Linked DNA regions of Homo sapiens: region 1 is linked to region 2. Evidence: read pairs that join two places in POLR2A ChIA-PET (ENCODE). Cell type or tissue: Panc1. All regions are shown on one strand. Links, peaks and the distances in the headings refer to the core of each region. The heading gives the core; the rest is flanking DNA. Region 1 has its middle 19 kb from the start of LINC02689. Region 2 has its middle 7.1 kb from the start of BRSK2.

Region 1 (4,389 bases), core at 202-4,201, 52 kb before region 2:
AGCATATGCTGGTACTATCATCAGACAAATACATGGTAAGAAAAGAAAAGAGCAAACCAACAGCCTTCACAAACCCACAAGCAAAATTCTCAACAAAAATTCGAGCAAAATGAATTTATCAGTGTATAGTAAGGATAATACATCATGACAAAGTGGCATTTATTTCAGGAATGCAAGAGTGGTTTAACACTTGCAAATTATCCTGCAAAGTAATTTACCACGTTAATAGAAAAACCAGATGATCATCGGAATAGAGGCGGAAAAAGCATTTGACAAAATCCAAAATCCATTCCAGATATTAGCTTTCTGCAAAATAGGAATAGAAGGGAATTCCCTCAATCTGATAAAGGGCATCTGCAAAAAAACATACAGCTGGCATTGTACCCAATAGTGAAAGAAGGAATGCTTTCCCCTAAGATCAGGAACAAGGCAGGGATGTCCACTTTAATTACTTCTACTAAAAATTGCAATGCAGGCTGGAAACAGGCCAATCAGGCAAGAAAAAGGAAAAAAAAGTGCCCAATTGAAAAATAAGTAAAACTGTTTTCATTCACAGACAAATGATTGCCTATGTAGAAAATCCTACAAAATCTGTAGAATGCAGTAGCTACTAGAAGTAATTAGTGAGTTTAGCAAGTTTGCATACTTTAAGGGAAGTAAAAAAAAATCTGTTGTATTTCTACAGTAATAAACAATCATACATTAAATAAAAAGCAATTCTATTAACAGTAACATCAAAAACTTAAATACTTAGAAATAAATCTGACAAAAATGTGCAAAACTTATATATTGAAAATTGTAGGCTGGGAGTGGTGGTTCACGACTGTAATCCCAGCACTTTGGGAGGCAGAGGTGGGCAGATCACCTGAGCTCAGGAGTTTGAGACCACCCAGGGCAACGTGGTGAAACCCTGTCTCTATTAAAATACAAAAAAATTAGCCAGGCATGGTGGCACATGCCTGCAATCCCAGCTACTCAGGAGGCTGAGGCACAAGAGTCCCTTGAGCCCCAGAGGCGGAGGTTTCAGTGAGCCAAGATGGCACCACTGCACTCCAGCCTGGGCGACAGACCAAGACTCCGTCTCAAAAAAAAAAAAAATTTTTTTTACAAAATATGGCTGAGGGATTAAAGAATAGCTAAATAAATGGAAAGATACATTTTGTTCATGTTAAGACTCAATATCTTTAAGATGTTAATTCTCCCCTTATTGGTCTAGAGAGTCAATACAACTCCAACCAAAATCCCAGTGGCTCTTTTTAAGGGATTGATAAATTGTTGCTGAAATTCATATGAAAATGCAACAGATCTAGAAAATCCAAAACAACTTTGAAAAAGAAGAATGGCCAGGTGCGGTGGCTCACACCTGTAATCCCAGCACTTTGGGAGGCCAAAGCAGGTGGATCACCTGAGGTCAGGAGTTCGAGACCAGTCTGGCCAACATGGTGAAACTCCATCTGCACTAAAAAATACAAAAAAATTAGCCAGGCATGGTGGCGTGTGCCTGTAATCCCAGCTACTTGGGAGGCTGAAGCAAGGGAATTGCTTGAACCAGGGAGTTGGAGGTTGCCGTGAGCTGAGATCGCGCCATTGCACTCCAGCCTGGGTGACAGAGTGAGACTCTGTCTCAAAAAAAAAAAAAAGAAAAAAGAAAAAGAAGGATACAATTGGAAGAGTTATGCTAATTTATTTCAAGAGATATTATAAAATTACAGTCATCAAGCCACTGTGGCACTGATGATGTCAATATCAACAGTAGGTCGGCAGGACAACATAGAGGACAGAAACCGATTCACAGATACGTGGTTAATTGTGGTTAAAAAATGCATAGCATAAAATGTACCACCTTAATCATTTTTTCTGAGACACAGTCTTACTCTGTTACCTAGGCTGGAGTGTGGTGGCATGATCATGGCTCACTGCAGCCTCAACTTCCTGGGCTCACGTGATCCTCCCACTTCTGCCTCCCGAGTAGGTGGAACCACTGTGCTTGGCTAACTGTTTTTTTTTTTTTTCTTTTTTCTTTTAGTAAGACACGATGTCTCACTATGATGCTCAGGCTGGTCTTGAACTCCTGGGCTCAAGTGATCTTCCTGCCTCGGCCTCCCAAAGTGGTGTGAGCTACTGCACCAGGCCTTAATCATGTTTAAGCGTATATTTAAGTAGTGTTAAATATATTCACAATGTTGTGCAACCAATCTCCAAAACTTTTTCATCTTGCAAAGCTGAAACTCTGTACCATTAAACAACAACTCCCCATTTTCCCTCCCCTAGTCGCTGGTAACCGGCATTCTACTCTCTGTTCATATGAATTTGACCACTTAGAAAACCTCATGTTAGTGGAGTCAGATAGTATTTGTCTTTTAGTGACTGACTCATTTTATGAAGATGAACCCCTAGATTCATTCACGCTGCAACATGTGTGAGAATTTCCTTCCTTTTTAAGGCTGAATTATGTCCCACTGTAAGCATGTTTCACATTTATTTTTCTGCTCACCAGACGATGGACATTTGGGTTGGTTTAACCTCTTGGCTATTGTGAATAATTCTTGATGAATTAATTTTTAACAAAAGAGTCAAGACAATTCAGCTGAGAAAAGATGGTCTTTTCAACAAATGGTGCTATGACAATTGTATATCCACATGCAAAACCATAACTTTGATCAGTATTTCACATCATGAAAAAAATTAACTGAAAATTAATCATAGATCTAGGTATAAAAGTAAAAATATAAATATTAGTGAAGAAAACAGTAGAAAATCTTTGTACTCTCAAAGTAAAGATTTTCTAGATACAATAGGAAAAGCACAATCTATATGAGAAAAAAGAATAAATCGTACTTCATTAAGTAGAATAAACTTTTGTTCTTCTAAAGATGCTAAAAGAATAAAAAGGCAAGCCATAGACCAACAAAATATTTGCAAATTGTATATCCAATAAAGGATGTGTAAGTAGAATATATCAAGAACTCTTTAAACTCAACAGCAGGAAAACCAACAACCCAACTAAAAATGGGCAAAAGATTGGAACACACACTTCAAGGAAGACATAGAAGTGGCAAAGAGGTTGAGAGTGGTGGCTCATGGCTGTAATTCCAGCACTTTGGAAGGCTGAGGCAGGTGGATCACCTGAGGTCAGGAGTTTGAGATGAGCCTGACCAACATGGTGAAACCCTGTCTCTACTAAAAATACAAAAAAAAATTAGCCAGGTGTGGTGGCGGGCACCTGTAATCCCAGCTACTCAGGAGGCTGAGGCAGAAGAATTGCTTGAAACTAGGAGGTGGAGATTGCAGTGAGCCGAGATCACGCCACTGCACTCCAGCCTGGGCGACAGAGTGAGACTCTATCTCAAAAAAAAAAAAAAAAAAGTGGCAAAGAAGCACCTGAAAGCACTCTCAGCACGTCCATCATCAGAGAAATGCAAACTAAAAGCACAGCAAGCTGCCACTGCATGCCTATTCCAGCACTACATTAAAAACAATGGCTATACCAATGGCTGCTGGGGACATGGAGGAACTGGATCTCCCATCACTGACGCTGGGAAAGCAAAATGGTGCAGCTGCTTTGGAAGACAGTTTTGTAGTTTCTGAAAAAGTTTTGTATTCTTGTTACTGAGTTTCTGAAAAGGTTAACACACACCTGCTGTATGATTCCTCTCCTAGGCCTTTCACTGGGAAGTATGAAACTGCCTGTCCCTATGAAGGATGCCCATGGCTGCTTTATCTGTAATGGTCTCAGACTGGGAACAACCCCAATGTCCATCGATGTGGAAACAGATAATCCGTGTTATATCCAACCAGTGGAGGTCCAATCAGTCATGAAAAGGAGTGAATTATTCGCACACACAACATGAAAGAATCTCAAAGAAGCAGGCACAACATGACAGAGTAAACACTGTAAGAGATTCCATGTGTTCAAAACGTAAGGAGATATAAACTGACCTATCGTGTTAGTTGGTTCTTGCATTGCTCTAAAGAAATATCTGAGACTGGGTAATTTATTTAAAAAAAAAAAGGGAGGGCTTAATTGTAGGCTGTACAGGAAGCATGGTGGCTTCTGCTTCTAGGGAGGCCTCAGGAAACTTACAATCATGGCGGAAGGCAAAGGGGGACCTGGCAGGTCAGGTCACGTGGCTAGAGCAGGAGCAAGAGGGGGGAGGGGAGGTGCCACACACTTTTAAACAAGTAGATCTCATGAGAACTCACTATGACGATGAGAGTTCCCAGTGGGGATGGTGCCAAACCATGAGAAACCACTCCCACGATCTAATCACCTCCCACCAGGCCCCACCTCCAGCATTGGGGATTACAATTTGACATGAGATTTGGGTGGGGACACAGATCCAAACTATATCACCTATGAAAACAGAAGGCAGGTCAGTGGGCTGCAGA
Region 2 (4,389 bases), core at 307-4,306:
GGCAAATCCACTGAGTGAGGAGATAGATCTGTGGTTGCCTGCAATCGCAGGGGCAGGGAGTGGGGAGTGTGTTTAATGGATGTGGGGTTTCTGGGGGGATGATGAAAATGTTCCAAAATTGATTGCAGTGATGGCTGCGTGGTTCTTTGAATACACTAAAAAATACAAATCACTGAATTGAGCCATTTAAATTGGTGAATGGTCTGGGCGCGGTGGCTCATGCCTGTAATCCCAGCACTTTGGGAGGCTGAGATGGGTGGATCACCTGAGATCAGGCGTTCAAGACCAGCCTGGCCAACATTGCAACACGCTGTCTCTACTAAAAAGGCAAAAATTAGCGCACGCCTGCAATCCCAGCTACTCGGGAGGCTGAGGCAGGATAGTCGCATGAACCCAGGAGGCAGAGGTTGCAGTGAGCCCAGATCGCACCACTGCACTCCAGCCTGGGTGACAGAGGGAGACTCCGTCTCAAAAAAAAAAAAAAAAAAAAAAAAAAAAAAGAAAGATGTACATCTGTCGTTGCCTGAAATTGCAGGGGCAGGGAGTGGGGAGTGTGTTTAATGGATGTGGGTTTTTGGGGGGGATAATGAACATGTTACAAAATTGATTGTGGTGATGGCTGCACAGTTCTGTAAATACACTAAAAAATACACATCACTGAATTGTGCAGTGTGAATTGGTGAATTGTATGATACGTGAATTATATTTTAATAAAGCCGTTAAACATTTTTAACGGAAAGGAGGATGTTACAAACATCACATTTAGCAGAAGACAGCTGGCAGACACAGAGCTAGAGGTGAACTAGTGGTTTGCTCTAGGTGGTGGGACCAGAGGTGATTTTTATTGTCTTTTCATTTGGCTACATTTTTCAAAATTTCTTCAATACCCATACATGTATTTGTCAATTTAGAGCCACATAGCATCACTTTCTCAACTGTCTTTTCAGACACATTGGTCCCACCCTCCTGTCTAAATCTTGGCTATCAGCTCATCCTGCTGCCTCTCCCTCCCCATTCCTGGCTTCTCTCAACAGGAAGAGGAGCAGGGGCCTCTGCGTCAAAGGCCGGCTTTGGGTAAGTCAGGTCACCACTCTGACCCTCAGAATCCTCTTCCCCACTGCGGGAGCTGTACCTTGCTTCCATGACACTCTGTCCCCTGCTTTCCTCCCGCTGCTCTGCTCCTTCTCTCCCGGGGCCTTCCCTTACTGCACCATCCCTCCGTGTCGCCCTCCCCACCCTCTGGCCTGTCTTCTCACTCTGCAAGCCCTCCTTGGGTGTCTGGCTCCTGGGTGGGCAACGCTTACCTCTGTGTGCTGGTGACCTGCAGAGCTTCCAGGACAATGTGTGCAGTGTGGAGCTGACCCCCCTGCCACCCCCAGCAAGGGCCACCTGGGCACTGCCCTTCCCAGGCTTCCCTCCTTGTCCCTCAGTGGGGGCCATCGTGGGGGTCTGAGCACACATGCTCGGCAGATGCTGGATCTGTGCTGGGCTTCTGAGCATCAGAGGCCTCAGTGTGCCCCTCCAGGCTTCCTGGTCACCTCCATTGGGTGCAGCAGGAAGCCCCCGGGCTGGGGCAGGGACAGGAGCTCAGATGGAGACAGGAGGTTCAACAGCTAATGTCCCCACTGTGACAGGCTCTGCTTTCCACCAGTGTGGCTGGGAGCACCTGGTGGTGGGGACACCCAGAGGGGCCTGGGTGGGAGACCCCCGCACCTGCTCCCACCTGCACACTGACCTCCCGCCTGTCTCTATGGGGGACTCTGGCCACCTATGTACAACAGAGGGGGAATTAGACTGTGGCCACCCTCTCCAGAACTGCACCCCGTTCCTTTCTGCAGCAGGACGGGCTGGCCAAGAGCAACCGATTGTCGAGATAAGAGGCCGATAGCTGTCGGGCACGGAGCTGGTGGGCGCCAGGCTGGCGGGGCGTGGGGCAAGCCTCCGGGAAGCGACTGATGAGAGAGCAGCGGGAGGACCAGAGGTGATGACGAAGGCAGGGCGGGAGTGGGACGGGGGCCGCACAACAGAGACCCTAACCTGAGCCCGCTGACCCAGCCGTCTGACCCCTGTCCAGGGACAGGTGGGTGCGGGGTGTGAGCAGAGAGGACGGAGGCAGGTGTGGCTGTGGGCAGGGTGGCTTCTCTAAGGTCCCCCGTGGTAGTGGGGGATCTTTTTGTAGGACGGAGTCATGGGCAGCCTGGGCCAGCCAGGGAGGCCCTGCCAGTGGGGAAGGAGGTGGCTGCTCCTACGGCTGGGCCAGAGGTGTCCCTGATGTCCGTGGATGGTCCTGGCAACCAAGAAAGCGGCTGCTCTTCCTCCTCCACACAGCCACCTTGGTGAGGGAGACGGGGCGGGTCAGGGACGGGGCGGGCGCAGGAAGCCCAGCTCTCAGGCGGTGAAGGGGGCGGGTCCAGGAGGGGGTGTGAGGCTGGCTGGGAGGCCCCGGGAATGCGCGCGACGGCAGGCCGTCTGCCCACCCGTGCCACCTGCCCTCCCCCCACGGGCCCTCGGCCCAGCTCCTGGTGGCCGTGAGCTTGTCCCGCAGCTCGGAGATGCTGCTTAGCGGGGCGCCTCGTCATTGGTCGTGCGCCTGCTCAGTCTGGGGCAGGGGCTGGGACAGCGTCTTTAATCCCCGGTGCCGGTGCGGGGATCAGGGCAACGTGGAGTGAGACAGCGAAGGGATGGCGCCGTGAGCCCTCAGCGCGGGGAGACACACGCCGGGCCGGGGCGCCAGGAGCGGGGGTGGCGGGGAGGGGAGGGAGGGAAGGCTGGTGACGTCAGTGGTTCCAGTTCCGCAGCAGCGGAGGCCGCGGCCGGGGACGTGAGACACCAGCTGACGCCCGGAGCCTCACAACCTCTGCACACACATTCTCCTGAGGGCCGGTGCCTGGAAACAAAGGCCACCCCCGCCGGCCGGAAACTTCTAGGCTGGCAATGGAGATGGGACATCTGGTGACCCCCTCTGTATCCTCCTCTCCCTTGGGGTCCTCCAGGAAGGGCTGCGTGATCAATGACCCACTTTTTTGTTTTGTTTTTGAGATGGCCTCTTGTTCTGTCTCCCAGGCTGGGGTGCAGTGGTGTGACCTAGGTTCACTGCAACCTCCACCTCCCGGGTTCAAGCGATTCTCCTGCCCCAGCCTCCCTCGTAGCTGGGACTGCAGGTGCGTGCCACCGCGCCCGGCTAATTTTTTTTTTTTTTTTTGAGACGGGGCCTCCCTCTGTCGCCCAGGCTGGAGTGCAGTGGCGCTATCTCAGCTCACTGTAAACTCCACCTCCTGGGTTCATGCCATTCTCCTCCCGAGTAGCTGGGACTACAGGTGCCCTCCACCACGCCTGGCTAATTTTTTTTTTTTTTTTTGTATTTTGTTTTTTTAGTAGAGACGGGGTTTCACCGTGTTAGCCAGGTGAAACCCGGCCAGGTCTTGATCTCCTGACCTCGTGATTCGCCCACCTCAGCCTCCCAAAGTGCTGGGATTACAGGCATGAGCCGCCGTGCCAGGCCAATTTTTGTATTTTTAATAAAGTCGGGGTTTCACCATGTTGGCCAGGCTGGTCTTGAACTCCTGACCTCAGGTGATCTGCCTGCCTTGGCCTCCCACAGTGCTGGGATTACAGGCATGAGCCACTGCCCCCAGCCTCAATGACCCACTTGTCCACTGGCCTGCACTTACATCCTCAGGCAGCTGGAGCCGCCTCCTGCAGGAAGCCCTCCCCCTGCCACCCACCCACCCACCCACCCAAAGGCGGGGCTTCCCCTTGGGTTGCCATGGACCTTGTGGCCGGCAGGGCACCCGGTGCACCCAGGTGTGTCTCCCCGCGTGGCCCACAGGCTCTTCTGGGTGGAGCTCAGAAGAGCCTCTGCGCAGCTTTACTGAAGTAAGATTGTACGTATATGATTCGATGAGTTTAGCAAACAAGCCAGCCGTCAGGATGTGCAAGAATTCCTATCGCCCTGGACCCACAGCCACCCCTCTGCCTTCTGTAGCTACAGTTTTGCCTTTTCCATAATATCATAGAAATAGAATCATACAGCACATGGCTTTCTGAGGCCAGATTCTTTCACTTGGCCTAATGTGTTTGAGATTTGCCCACATCTCAGCCACGCTTCCTGGCCCGCTGTGGTCACGGCTGAGTCGCGTTCCCCGTGTGGGTGCACCACAGCCTGTCTGTCCAGTCATCACCCAAGGACAACGGGGTTCTTTCCACTTCTTGGCTGTTACTAATAAAGTGGCTATGAACATTTGCATGCAAGTTGTGTGTGGCCGTAAGTTTTCTTTTTCTTGGGAAAATAGCTGTAAGAGGGATTGTTGGATCGTATGGTAACGGTGTGTCTAATTTTATAAGAAACTGACAGACTGGTTCCCAAAGCATCATTTTGCACTCCCATCT

Evidence for each region. Peaks named below come from ENCODE experiments on the same cell type or tissue, not always from the same donor. Only the 100,000 strongest peaks of a DNase experiment are listed, where the experiment ranks them.
Region 1: POLR2A ChIA-PET joins it to region 2 with 6 read pairs; 7 of 35 experiments call an interaction of 5 or more read pairs at or near these places.

Annotation. Positions count from the first base shown.
Region 1 is chr11:1,328,796-1,333,184 of GRCh38, forward strand. No RefSeq gene overlaps it. Among named protein-coding and RNA genes, the nearest start is that of LINC02689, 19 kb to the right of the region's middle. In Panc1, for the core only: no CTCF peak of the experiment used is centred there; no DNase peak of the experiment used is centred there.
Region 2 is chr11:1,380,639-1,385,027 of GRCh38, forward strand. No RefSeq gene overlaps it. Among named protein-coding and RNA genes, the nearest start is that of BRSK2, 7.1 kb to the right of the region's middle. RefSeq lists silencers at 2,360-2,809, 3,505-3,678. In Panc1, for the core only: no CTCF peak of the experiment used is centred there; no DNase peak of the experiment used is centred there; H3K4me3 peaks cover 1,175 bases; H3K27ac peaks cover 1,730 bases.